Linked DNA regions of Homo sapiens: region 1 is linked to region 2. The links are chromatin contacts, found by Hi-C or POLR2A ChIA-PET in ENCODE. All regions are on one chromosome and are shown on one strand. The core of a region is the stretch at or near the end of the contact, and the rest is flanking DNA. Distances in the headings are between cores, read along the strand shown.

The links. A loop is a pair of places that touch in the nucleus more often than their neighbours do. ChIA-PET counts read pairs that join two places held with the same protein, here RNA polymerase II (POLR2A). Pooled maps may share reads with other maps.
Region 1: a loop to region 2 is called in a map with no recorded cell type, with 5 times the contacts of the local background. The contact joins the promoter of G0S2 here to the promoter of HHAT in region 2. A Hi-C loop is called at or near these places in 3 of 37 single-sample maps with no recorded cell type and 8 of 50 pooled maps. POLR2A ChIA-PET finds 5 or more read pairs at or near these places in 1 of 52 experiments (activated T-cell).

Annotation. Positions count from the first base shown.
Region 1 is chr1:209,671,448-209,678,319 of GRCh38, forward strand. It overlaps G0S2 (G0/G1 switch 2), which reads left to right and starts at 3,965. Exons shown (of 2, transcript NM_015714.4): 1 at 3,965-4,102; 2 at 4,206-4,943. The coding sequence starts at 4,238. The coding sequence ends at 4,549. The region is part of intron 1 of HSD11B1-AS1 (HSD11B1 antisense RNA 1); the gene reads right to left. RefSeq lists enhancers at 1,557-1,796, 4,077-4,925.
Region 2 is chr1:210,323,916-210,330,640 of GRCh38, forward strand. HHAT (hedgehog acyltransferase) reads left to right here and starts at 4,987. Exons shown (of 12, transcript NM_018194.6): 1 at 4,987-5,189. RefSeq lists enhancers at 4,160-4,329, 5,204-5,563, 6,676-6,725 and a silencer at 4,794-5,043.

The DNA of each region.
Region 1 (6,872 bases), core at 2,715-5,214, 650 kb before region 2:
GAATTCCAAGAATACTAAATCAAGCAAATTCAACATGCAGGATCCAGGAGTCCATTATGTGGGCAATGAGAAATGATCTTGGCCTTTAAACAGGCAGTTGACAATAAAAAATTAAATTTTAGGAAGATTCATTTGGTGGTAGTGTTTAAGATGGATTAGAGGAGAAAGGATTAAAAGCAAAAAAACTGTCCCCTCAAAAACCTGAATGCTTCTTTAAGCATCTACTAAAAGTTGGACTGCATTCAAAAACAAACAAACAAACAAACAAAAAACAGTCCCTTCCCTGCCAGGCTTCACAGTCCATGGAAAAGCCATTCATTAATCCCATAGTTACCCATTAAGGACCTATTATGTGCTAAGAATTATACTGGGCACTGGGGACACAGTGAGGAGCAAACCAAAGTCCCTATCCTCATGAAGCCTATCCTCCAACGCACATGGAAGACAATATAAAACCACACCATTAAGTACATCCACATAGAATCAGGTAACCAAGTGCTATGAAGAAAAAGAAAGTAGGGCACTGGGTGGAGAGTGGTGGGATGCAGTAGTCAGGGAAGGCCTCTCCAAATAACTTCCATGATATTTCAAGCCCAGAGAACAAATGAAACGGAGATGTCACTGCTAGAAATAAGGATATTGAGAAGAAGACTTAGCTTGTAAGAGTATAGAGAAGGTAAGGAGTCTTGTTTTAAGTGTGTCAAGCTGTGATAATAGCAGTGTATCCACACAGAAATATTTAGACTCTAGAACTCTAGTCTATAAGACCAGAGGAGACAGTGGCTACACATATAAATTTCAGTGTCTTCCACTGATATCCGAGTGATAAGCAACTTCCTTTCTAAAACTATGAAAGTAACTAAGGGTCTAAAAAAAATTTCTAGTGCGGTAGTCTTAAAACTACAAATAGTTTTGTCATATCTCCTATGATGACTCCCTCCCTTCAGCTGCCTGGAGCCCCAGGGGTGGGCAGTGACTTTGTGTAGGCAGCAAGCAGCCGGTAACAAAATAATAATTATTATTGTTATTATTATATTATAATAATTGTAACAATAACAATTATTATTGAAGCTCATTTACAACTAACCATCCAAAAGACCTCTTTCCCCTGTGTCTTCAATCCCCAAGGCAGAGGGGTAGGGACAGTTCTATCCCTCCTCTGCACTTAACCCTTGAAACACATGCACCCCTTTGTGACTTTACCCTCTGCAGATGGCTCTGAATGTCTTAATGTCTGAGAGAAAGGGATTTAGAAAGCAAAATATAAAAATTTTAAACTAGTCCTTCCTACCTTCCTAGAAGTGGCAAGAGTTAAATGTTGAGATAGACTCAAGGGTAGGATGACTATTTCAGTTTGCCTGGAAGTGTTTCAGTTTGCCTGGAAGTATCTCAGTTTTAGTGCTCAGTTTTAGCAGGAGTCCTGCATTTCAGAGAACCCCTCAACCCTGAGCAAAATAAGATGGTTGGTCACCCTATGGCTTGGTTTGACCATCATCGCTATAACCTGTATCTTACCTGCATGCATGACACAACACAGTGCTTTACTTCCCTAAAAATGACATCAGCCCCACTAAAATATATGTTTAGTTTCCAAGCCCTACCTAGTCACCTTCTACCCTAGGAGCCAGGTTCTCTTTTCCCACCCAGACAGAGGAGCTGCACTCAGAAATTCCTAGACATGAGTTAACACTGGATTCCTTAGCCTTCTACTCCCATCATCTCCTGCTCAGCCCCAGCTACCACCTAAACTAGGAAGATCAAGTCTACCAGTGACCTCCGTCCATGGCACTTGCTGCCCCTCCTCTGTCCAGCTCTTACCAATATAGCTGCTGGAACCTGGAGGTCAAAGTCAAATTATCAAAAAAAGGAACTGAGCTGGTGATGTGCACTAACACAGCAAATCACAGGAAAGGGGAACCCCAGGTAAATTACAGCCTTCTGACCTAGGAAGACGTGTGGTTTGCGTCTCTGAGTTACAGAAACACAGGAAATGCTTACTGGACCAGTCAATTTCAGAATTTTGGGTCCCAAGCTAGGCTGACTCACCTTCAGAATGGAAACCACGTGACAGCCCTTATATCAGGGCACACATCACATGCTCTTCCAGAAGTCAATGGGTTTGGAACCCTCACAGATATTGGGAAAGCTCACTAATCATTTCTGCCAGTTATCAGAGGTTGCTCTGAAACTATAAGGAAGATTCAAAGAAAATGCCAAGACTGATATTAAACTTGGCAGGAACCCTTGTTACAGAATTTTCCTGCCTGACAAGGTTAAAAGAACAATAAGCAGGAAACACAGTCCTCCAGGAATAATCAATTCTATTTGGCCCCTGGTCACCTTCACTCAGACTAAATTCTAAAACATAGAATTTCAAATAAGCTATTTAGATAACCTTGACCATTCTCCACACACAAGCCCTTGCCTGAACTATTAATAGTCAAGGCAAAGGGTAGTTGTTATTGCTGCCTTTTTAAACTGAATCATCTGAGAAATTGCTTCAGACCCCCAAAGAAAGATTACTGTTAACAATTCAAAAACTAAAATATTTGATCCCTGAGACAGCCTTTTCCCCCGACCCGCCCTTCAGGGCTCAGTCCGACCGACTGCAAAGGCTGTTGCAAGATTGCATCACTGACCTTTGCAATTTTCTGGCCAGTTTGATTTCCCCTTCTTTCCCCTGCCCCCTCCCTTTCTCTGCTTAAAGGCCTTTGGCCAATTTGCCTCTCCTTTTCCCCAAGTTTGCTAACCCTTTGGCCAATTTGCCTCTCTTTTTCCCCAAGTTTGCTAACTCTAGCATATCCATAACCAAAGCCAAACTAGAACGCTCCCTCAGCCCCAGGTGATTACAGCTAACCCTGGTCAAAATCAATCCTACATCTTCACACGTCCAAGAGTACTCACACTCTGGATTCTTACCTAAGCTGTCTACTACACGCCCTTCTGCCCACAAACTGCTTCAAAGCTGAAGTTGAGCTGGAGCAGTGAAGTTGTACCCCCAAACCCAGGAGGGTGGCAGAGAATTATTGAGGAGAGCATGAAATACTTCCATTCTAAAATGGCAGATGAACTTCTACCAACAGCCCCTTCCATACTTGACCCCCTACCCCCAAGCTCCCAACTCCACTTCTCAAGTGGAAGTGAGAACAATTTGAATTTGAAGGCTCTTCCCTGATACACGGAAGTACATAAGGAAACAGCTCGCAGGCAAAGAGACTAATCTCTCTCTCTTTCTCTCTCTCTCTCTCTCTCTCTCTCTCTCTCACACACACACACACACACACACACACACCTCTGTGCATAAAAGCACCATCAATGAATAGTTTTCTATCAACTGACTCTAGTTATACATGCATGTACCTCTAAATAAAACCAACCAGGCAGGAAAGAAACAATATTAGCACATATTGCTTTATCCAAGCGTAACCTGTTCTGTCCTGTTACCCAGATCCTTCCCCCTTGCCTTCTCCTCTCTGATCCATTGCCACACACGTGGGAAGGTGACAACCCTTCCGAATAAAAATGAAAGCTTTCTTCTTTAGATGGAACCCCCAAATTCCCTCATTATTTATAATGTCAGGCTGTCCTGGACAAGGGAAGCTGTGCACCCGCTGACACCAGTAAGAAGGTTGCCGCCATGTCAGAGATGTCCGCGGACACCTCCCTGGGCTCCGGGTCCTCCCCTGCGCTCGCCTGGAGTGGGACCTTCGCGTGCACACTGGCCTTCCCACGCGCCCCGCTGCGATGGCACCCGCGCCGGGCCCCCTAGCTCACACAGTCGGAGCGTGCTCAGCGCGTGGCCACCTCCTGCCAGGTCCCAGCCGGGTTCCACCCCCTCCTTTTCCCCTCCTCTTCTTCCTCCCCCTCCGAGTTCCCCTGGCTCTGACCGCGCTGGCCTGGGCCGGAGAGCCCAGGAGGCGTGTCTCAGAGAAAAGATATAAGCGGCCCCCGGACGCTAAAGCGGTGCCAGCGGCGGAGTCTCCAACTGGGAGAGCTGCAGCTGCCGAGAGGAGGAGAACGCTGAGGTCGGTCGGACCAACGGACGCGCTGACCGCTGCCAACTGCAGCTCGCGCTGCCTCCTGCTCGCGCCGTGCCACTAAGGTAGTCCGCCTTTCTATGAGCCCTCCCCAAGATTAGCTGGGTGCGGGGTGGTGGGAGCCGTTCTTTGGTGGCTGAAGCCCCTCTCCTGCTGCTCCTCCTGCAGGTCATTCCCGCCTCCGAGAGCCCAGAGCCGAGATGGAAACGGTCCAGGAGCTGATCCCCCTGGCCAAGGAGATGATGGCCCAGAAGCGCAAGGGGAAGATGGTGAAGCTGTACGTGCTGGGCAGCGTGCTGGCCCTCTTCGGCGTGGTGCTCGGCCTGATGGAGACTGTGTGCAGCCCCTTCACGGCCGCCAGACGTCTGCGGGACCAGGAGGCAGCCGTGGCGGAGCTGCAGGCCGCCCTGGAGCGACAGGCTCTCCAGAAGCAAGCCCTGCAGGAGAAAGGCAAGCAGCAGGACACGGTCCTCGGCGGCCGGGCCCTGTCCAACCGGCAGCACGCCTCCTAGGAACTGTGGGAGACCAGCGGAGTGGGAGGGAGACGCAGTAGACAGAGACAGACCGAGAGAGGAATGGAGAGACAGAGGGGGCGCGCGCACAGGAGCCTGACTCCGCTGGGAGAGTGCAGGAGCACGTGCTGTTTTTTATTTGGACTTAACTTCAGAGAAACCGCTGACATCTAGAACTGACCTACCACAAGCATCCACCAAAGGAGTTTGGGATTGAGTTTTGCTGCTGTGCAGCACTGCATTGTCATGACATTTCCAACACTGTGTGAATTATCTAAATGCGTCTACCATTTTGCACTAGGGAGGAAGGATAAATGCTTTTTATGTTATTATTATTAATTATTACAATGACCACCATTTTGCATTTTGAAATAAAAAAACTTTTTATACCATATCTCATGTAATTCCTGAGAGGTGTGGTGTCCTGGGGTGGGAAGCAGGGAGGGTGAGCAGGTGGGCGATGGTGATGGGTTCTTACCTGAGCACTGCAGAGGGAGCAGCTTCCTGAGGGTCAGACACTTGCTTCACACCTAGGAACTGTGTAATAAGTTACTACATGCATATAAGTCTGTTGAGGACTTGTTTTTCCTTCTTGTTAGGGGTGGGAAGAGAGAAAATTTTATAACTTCCGTGAGATTTAGCATTTTAACATCAAAAGGTAGATCAACTTCTGAGCTACAGTGAGTAGGAGATAACTGATTAATTCTAAGGCAGAAAAGCTCTTTGTTCCTTACACCTGTGCACCAGAGGTTCCCATGGCTGATACCTTTTTCTTCCCAACTATATTTTAGACAGACAGACAGAGAGAAGGAAAGAAAATGAAGGAGGGAGGTCTGGAGGTGAAGGGAAGGAAAGAAAGGAAAAACTATCTACCTGGCAGGAAAAGAGATAAGCTCCCAAGAACACCAAAGCAGATGATGAGTCTAGCTCTACCCAGCCTTCCTCCCCACGAATCCAGATCATAGTAAGAAACTCTGGGCTAGAAAGAGAAAAAAACCGGTTGTTACATATCTGAGTCCTCCTCCTCCAGTGTACAGAGCTTCATCTGTAGTAATAGCTAATTCAGTGACTCTATAGGGCTCAGCAAAACAAATTTTAAACTTTAAAGAAGTAGCCAGGAGCCAGAGGCATGGCCTTGATGCTAGTCTCCTCACATTTTTCATGTCACCTGTCCTAATCAGGTACTGACACTTTACTCCTTTCATCAACAGCTATGCATTTTTGCCAAACATATCACTGGCTCACACCATTGCCTCTGCTCAGACTCTCTCCTTCGTCCAATGCCCTACACACATCTCCATTTCATTTCTGCCAACTCAATTCCTACCAAGTGTTCCTGGCCCTGATCAAAAGCCATCTCTTTCTGAAATCTATTCTTATCACTCCCAAAGGAAAAAAGCAATCAGAATGTGGTAAGATTAATCAAGGAAAAGAAACATATTTGGAGTTTTAAAGGAAAAGAATGTCAGTGGCACCATGGCTCTCCCAGTTTCCAAAATGGGAAATTCAGCCCTATACCAAGGCAGAGCCTCACTTTCAATGTCCAAGAAACTTCCTAGGAACTGACTCAATTTTATCCTTCCTGCTGGTCTTCCAAAATGCCTCTTTTATTAATTACTCCTTTACCCATTCAGTTACCACCTTGTCTGGCTCTCAACCGCTCAAGCCACCCCCTGCACCTTCTAGCACATTCACCCTAAACAATCCCTTGTCAGACTGTCTTCCTTTAATATCTTTCATTCTGCTGCTCCTGAACTCAAAAACATCTGAGACTAAAACTCTTATGCCAGGTTTCAGTGCCTCTGTGATGTGCTTCCATCACAGCTGGCCGTCTTGCCTGATTTGTCAGGGTGCCTAGCATGAACCCTGGTCCTTGCCTGTTTCCTTCTGGTTTTCTGCACCTTCATTTACATTACTCTTCCAACCCGAATTTCCAACCCGAATGTCCTCCCACCCACTACCTCCACATCTTCTGAAACCACATACCTCAAATTCTCCAAGGAAGGTATGATTTCAAATACAGGTATTTTGCCCATTGTCAAAATACATGTAAAATTGTGTGCTCTGATTTTTGAGATGGAGTCTTGCTCTGTCACCAGGCTGGAGTGCAGTGGCACAATCTTGGCTCACTGCAACCTCTGCCTCCTGGGTTCAAGCGATTCCACTGCCTCAGCCTCCCGAGTAGCTGGGACTACAGGCGTGTACCACCATGCCCAGCTAATTTTTTGTATTTTGGTAGAGATGGGGTTTCACCATGTTGGCCAGGATGGTCTCAATCTCCTGACCTCATGATCCGCCTGCCTCAGCCTCCCAAAGTACTGGG
Region 2 (6,725 bases), core at 3,737-6,236:
GAGGTTACCATGAGGCTTGAAAATTATATCTTATAACCCATTATTTTAAACTGATTACAACTTAACACTGAGTGTGTAAACAAACAAGCAAGCAAAGAGAAAACTAATGAAAACTCTACATTTTAACTGGCTTACCCCACTTTTTAACTTTTTTGTTGTTTCTATTTATATCTTATTGTATTGTTTATGTCTTGAAAAGTTGTGGTAACTATTATTTTTAATTGCTTCCTCTTTTAGTCTTTTTACTCAAGATATGAGTAGTTTACACACCACAATTACTGTGTTAAAATATTCTGTGTTTTTCTGTGTATGTACTATTACCAGTGAGTTCTGCACCTTCAGATGATTTCTTATTGCTCATTAACGTCCTTTTCTTTCAGATTGAAGAACTCCCTTTGGCATTTCTTGTACAGGGCTGGTGTTGATGAAATCCTTCAGCTTTTGTTTGTCTGGAAAAGTCTTTATTTCTTTTATGTTTGAAGGATGTGGCTCGCTGAATAGACTATTCTAAGATAATTTTTTTTTCCTTCAGCACTTTAAACATGACATGCCACTCTCTCTTGGCCTGTAAGGTTTCCCCTGAAAAGTCTGCTGCCAGACGTATTGGTGCTCCATTGTATGGCATTTTTTATATTTTTTATTTTTTATTTTTTTATTTTTTTTTGAGACATAGTCTCATTCTGTTGCCCAGGCTGGAGTGATGCAATCTCAGCTCACTGCAACCTCTGCCAACCAGGTTTAAGTGATTCTCTTGCCTCAGCCTCCTGAGTAGCTGGGATTACAGGCACCCACTACCACACCTGGCTAATTTTGTATTTTTAGTAGAGACAGGGTTTCACTATGTTGGTCAGGCTAGTCTCAGACTCCTGACCTCAGGTGATCCACCTGCCTCAGCCTCCCAAAGTGTTGGGATTACAGGCGTGAGCCACTGTGCCCGGCCAGGAACCTTTCTTTATCCTTGAGCCTTGGGAGTTTGATTATTTAATGTCTTGAGGTAGTCTTATTTACGTTAAATCTGCTTGGTGTTTTATAACCTTCTTCTACTTGGATATTGATATTTCTCTAGGTTTGGGAAGTTCTCTGTTATTATCCCTTTGAATAAACTTTCTACCCCTATCTCTTTCTCAACCTCCTCTTTAAGGCCAGTAACTCTCAGATTTGCCTTTTGAGGCTATTTTCTAGATCTTGTAGGTGTACTTCATTTTTTAAAATTATTTTTTCTTTTGTCTCCTCCCACTGTGTATTTTCAAATAGCCTGCCTTCAAGCTCACTAATTCTTTCTTCTACTTGATCAATTCTGCTATTAAAGGATTCAGATGCATTCTTCAGCATATCAATTGTATTTTTCAGCTCCAGAATTTCGGGCTTAATTCTTTTCAATTATTTCATTTGCTTCATTAAATTTACCTGGTAGGATTCTGAATTCCATCTCATGTTTTCTTGAATTTCATTGAGTTTCTTCAAAAGAGCTATTTTGAATTCTCTGTCTGAAAGGTCACTCTGGGATTGATGCCTTATTTAGTTTGTTTGGTGATGTCATGTTTTCCTGGATGGTCTTGATGCTTGTGAATGTGTGTCAGTGTCTGGGCATTGAAGAGTTAGGTACTTATTGTAGTCTTCACAGGGTGGGCTTGTTTGTATTCATCCTTCTTGGGAAGGCTTTCCAGGTATTCTAAGGGACTTGGGTGTTGTCATTTAGGTTTGGGTCACTGCCATCATATCTGCATTAGAGGGCACCTCAAGCTCAGGAATGCTACGGCTCTTGCAGACTCAGAGGTACCACCTTAGTGGTCTTGCATAAGATCTGAGAGAATCTTTCCCCAGCTGCTGCTGTAGGATGAGGGAGGGGTAGCGTCTGCAATTCAAGACTGTCTTCTCTACGCTTTTCAGTGCCTCTTTCAGTGATATGAAGTTAAAACTTGGTACTGCAATGGCCCACTTGATCTTTGGTTCTTATTAAGGTGTTTTTTGTTGATAGTTGTTCATTTTGTTGTTCTTGAAGGGAGGACAATTGGTGGAAGCTTCTATTTGGCATCTTGCCCCACCTCCCTTAGATTTTGATAAATTTTAAGTTTTCATACTGCCAAATTGCTTACCCAACTAAACATTGTGTGTGAGTGCTATCACATAGCACCCATGCCAGGCTGTAATGTTATTTATTAATTTTTTGCCAACTTAATGTGTGAAAATTGTGTGTTCTTGTTTTTTTTTTTTTTTTTTTTTTTTTTGAGACGGGGTCTTGCTCAGTCACCCAGGCTGGAGTGCAGTGGCACGATCTCGGCTCACTGCAACCTCTGCCTCCCGGGTTCACGCCATTCTCCTGCCTCAGCCTCCCGAGTAGCTGGGACTACAGACACCCGCCACGATGCCTGGCTAATTTTGTTTTTGTATTTTTAGTAGAGACGGGGTTTCACCACGTTAGCCAGGATGGTCTTGATCTCCTGACTTCGTGATCCACCCACCTTGGCCTCCCAAAGTGCTGGGATTACAGGCGTGAGCCACCATGTTCTTGTTTTACTATGCATTTCATTGAGCTTTTTGCAATATATTTTTGTTTCCTACTTTTATTTCCCTCCTCCTTTTTCTAGTGGGTTGTCTATAAATGTGTCTTGCTCATCTATAATTGATTTCTAATGTTTTCTTATTGATTGTATTAACTCTATATATAATTTTAAAATTAACACTTTGCAAATTTCTTGCAAATATCCCAGTCTATTGCTTATCTTTAAATTTTGGCTATTATGGCCAAGCATGGTGGCTCACACCTGTAATCCCAGCACTTTGGGAGGCTGAGGCAGGTGCATCACTTGAGGCCAGGAGTTCGAGACCAGCCTGGCCAACAAGGCAAAACCCTGTCTCTACTAAATAGCCAGGTGTGGTGGCTGGTGCTTGCCTGTAATCCCAGCCACTCAGGTGGCTAAGGCACAAGAATTGCTTGAATCTGCAGTGAGCTGAGATCATGCCACTGTGCTTAGCCTGGGTGACACAGTGAGACTGTCTCTAATACATACATATATATATATATATATATATATATATATATACACACACACATAAATTTTGGCTATTTTTATTTGATGTTTCTGATTGCCTGTGTTTAAATCTGCCTTTATCTCCTTTGTGTTCGCCGGTGAATTTAAAGTGCATATGTAGACAGGGGTTAAGTGTAAATCACACTGAACCTATATTAACAACAGCATCTTTTAGAAATAATATAGGAGCTGTTATCACATCCCTGTCCCTGAGTTTGACACTACCTGAGTTGAGTTCTTATTCTGCCACTCCCTCTGCCAAACCCTTGGATCTAGAGTTGACAGATAAAATACCCAGTTAAGTTTGATTTTCAGATACCCAGGATGTAAATTTGAATTTCAGATATACCATTTTTTTTTTTTTTTTTTGGTAGAGATGGAGTTTCATCATGTTGGCCAGGCTGGTCTCGAACTCCTGGATTCAAGTTATCTACTCACCTCGACCTCCCAAAGTGCTGGGATTACAAGCTTCCTGTAAGTACTTAAAAAAAATAAGTATATCCCAAATATTGCATGGGTCATAGTGATACTAAAAAGTTACATATTGTTCACCTGAAATTATTTACTTATTTTTTTGAGACAGAGTCCGGCTCAGTCACCCAGGTTGGAGTGCAGTGGTGCGATCTGAGCTCACTGCAACCTCTGCCGCCCGGGTTCAAGCGATTCTCGTGCCTCAGCCTCCCAAGTGGCTGGGATTACAGGTGCAGGCCACCACACCCGGCTAATTTTTGTATTTTTAGTAGAGACGGGGTCTCACCATGTTGGCCAGGCTGGTCTCAAACTCCTGGCCTCAAGTGATCCTCCTGCTACCGCTCCTAAAGTGCTGAGATTACAGGCGTGGGCCACCGCGCCCAGCCTGAAATTCAATTTTAATTGAGTATGCTGTATTTTTATTTGCTAAATCTGGCACTCCTATTTGGGGCTAGTTTACTAACACCTGCTTACTGAACACCATCCAGTACCAGGTTTTGGGGTGAGTGGGTTGGGGGGAAGCAGAAAGAAAAGATAGCTCCAGCTCTTGGAGAGTTCATACTCTGGTTTCCTGGAGAATTCTAAAATCATTAAAATAATCCTCTCGACCATTACAATGACTGCTAGATGAAATTTCTGAGAGCACAGCTTCCGAGTTTCCCTGCTGCCTAGGGCAGAGTTATCCACCTTCACCTTATCATAGAACCACCTGAGACGCCCCTGCCATGGACAGTCTGATGCTTTTGGTTTGGGGAGGGATCCAGAAGCCCGAGGTTTTAATGAGAGCCACGTGATTCTGCTGAGATAAGTCTGGAGAACTCTGGCAAGCCTGTCTCTTGGCTCAGGCTTGGAGGCCTCCGAGCAGCAACATCGTCCCAATTATACCCCGTTGGAGCATCTTCAGATCTTCCACTCTTTTCACAACGCAATCAAAATCTTCGTACCCATTTTGCAGTAGTGATCTCTGTAAGTTGCTTTACAATTCATAAAGTTTATTCTATTTGATCTTCACTCTAATTTACAAAGAAAAGCAGGGAAGTCTATTTCTGTTTTACAGAGGTGTACAGGGAGGCTCACAGGGGCTAAGTTCACACAGTAAGCCCTCGAAGCTGCCAGGGCTGCAAAGCCCACCCTCTTTCCACCGCACCGAACTACCTCCTTTCGCCTACAAAACGTAGGTGGGGACCACTGGTGTTGGAATGACGGCCCACCTCGAGTTTCAGGTGACTTCCACTCTGCAATTAACTTGCAGGCAGCCCCAGACCTGCAATGAACACACGGGTGGGGGAGAGATATGCACGCCAGGGTCAGTGGGAACCAACAGCCGAGGGGTGAGCGGGGCTAGGGGCCCCGGGCCGCCGGCGGGGCAAACGCGGTTCAGAAACGCAGGCCGCGCTCTGGCCCGCCCCCTGCAGCAGCACGGCCTGCTCGCCATCGCCCGGAGAGCGCCGCGGGTTCCCGAGTCCGGGCGCGGAGGGCGCGCGGGCACGGCGGCAGGGGCGTGCTCGGAGGACGCGCGCTGCGCTGCTCCTCCAAAGGGCAGCTCCGGGGGAAAGAGGGTGGCGTCCCGGGGAAGCCCGCAGCCGCCGCCGATGTCGCTGGGACTCGGAAGTGCCGAAAGAGGGGTGTTGGGAACTCGCGGCGCGCGTGAACGTTGCCGTCGCCGCCGCCCGGGACAGCCCGGAGGTTGGTAACTGGTGACCATAGGGGGTCCTGGGGAGGTTAGATGCTGAATTTTCTGCGTCAGTTTACTCTGTTAAAAAAAAAATGCACAAAACGCTTTCCGTTTCCTACCCAAGTTCCCGTGTGCGCGCCCGAGGGCGGGACAGAGGAAGTTCCCGGTCGGGCGAAGAAGACAAAAGCGGCGGGGGCCGCGCGCGCAGTGCGCCCGGGCAAAGGCGGGGATCTAGGCGCCGGGACAAGTCCGCGCACGGCCCTGCCCACGTCCTCTCTCCTTGGCTTCGTCCCCAGCTTCCGGAACTGCTGCGGGGAGTTGCGAACTCTGGTCCTCTTGGCAGTATCGGCGGTGCGCCTGCCTGCCTGCTGTGACTCCAGGGACTCTAAAGTTAGAGACTTCCTTTGCGTTCTATCTTCAGGACTCAGTTTTCTTCCTCTGTTCTGAGTCTAACCTTCAGGTGGCAGGTCTTTATGCGGAAAAACCCTCCCGCTAATCCTCACCAGAGGTACTTTACGGGTAGCATTGGTGTTAAGAAATGTGCTGCTACCTGTGTACATTGCTCTTGGATCAGGGTTGTAGGGCTAGGGCATTTGGCATCCTCAGAGGTTTGCATTACGTGGGAGTGAGACATTGCTTCTCTTTCTGTTTTTGTTGTTGTTTGTGTTTTTGAGGCGGAGTTTCGCTCTGGTCGCCCAGGCTGGAGTGCAATGGCACAATCTCAGCTCACTGCAACCTCAGCATCCCGGTTTCAAGCGATTCTCCAGCCTTGCCTCCTGAGTAGCTGGGATTACAGGCATGCGCCACCACGCCCACCTAATTTTGTATTTTTAGTAGAGACGAGGGTCTCACCGTGTTGGCCAGGCTGGTCTCGAATTCCTGACCTCGGGTGATCTGCCCACCTCGACCTCCCAAAGTGCTGGGATTACAGGCGTGAGCCACCGTGCCTGGCATCTCATTCATTCTCAGAGCTAAGGACCTATTTCAATGTGATTAAGTGCTATGGGAATGCAAGGAGAGGAGAGGGAAGGCTTCATTGAAGAGGCGGTAGTTCATTGAAGGAGACTTTGAGGAATGATTTTTTTCCCCTTCCATTCCTCATGTTCCATTTTCCCTGTGATTTTTCTCCCTCCTTTCTCGTTGCCAGTCAGTCCCTAATTGTGATTGTTTGATAAGGACAGCTCTGACCTGAGAGATTCAATTAATGTTAATTTAAGGAGACTGTGTGCTTATTAGGTGCTTTAGATACATTATTTCTAAACCTTACAGTAACTGGGAAAGATAAGTGTTGTTATCTCTTTTCACAGTAGGATAGAGAAAGCCTTGGAGGGGAGCCAAAGCCACAAACTAGTACATGTCAGGGCCGGGTTTTGGACTCCTCTTTTGGATCAACGCCTGTGCTTTATCTACTGTTTACTTTGCCCCCTCCTTGGAAGTAGGTTAGATGGATGAACTTAGGGTGAAAGTCAATTCTTTGGAGGGAGCAGCCGTTTTTGTGGGTGGCCAGATGTTGGTGGGAGCTCTGTAGGTAGCATCAGGAACTTGCG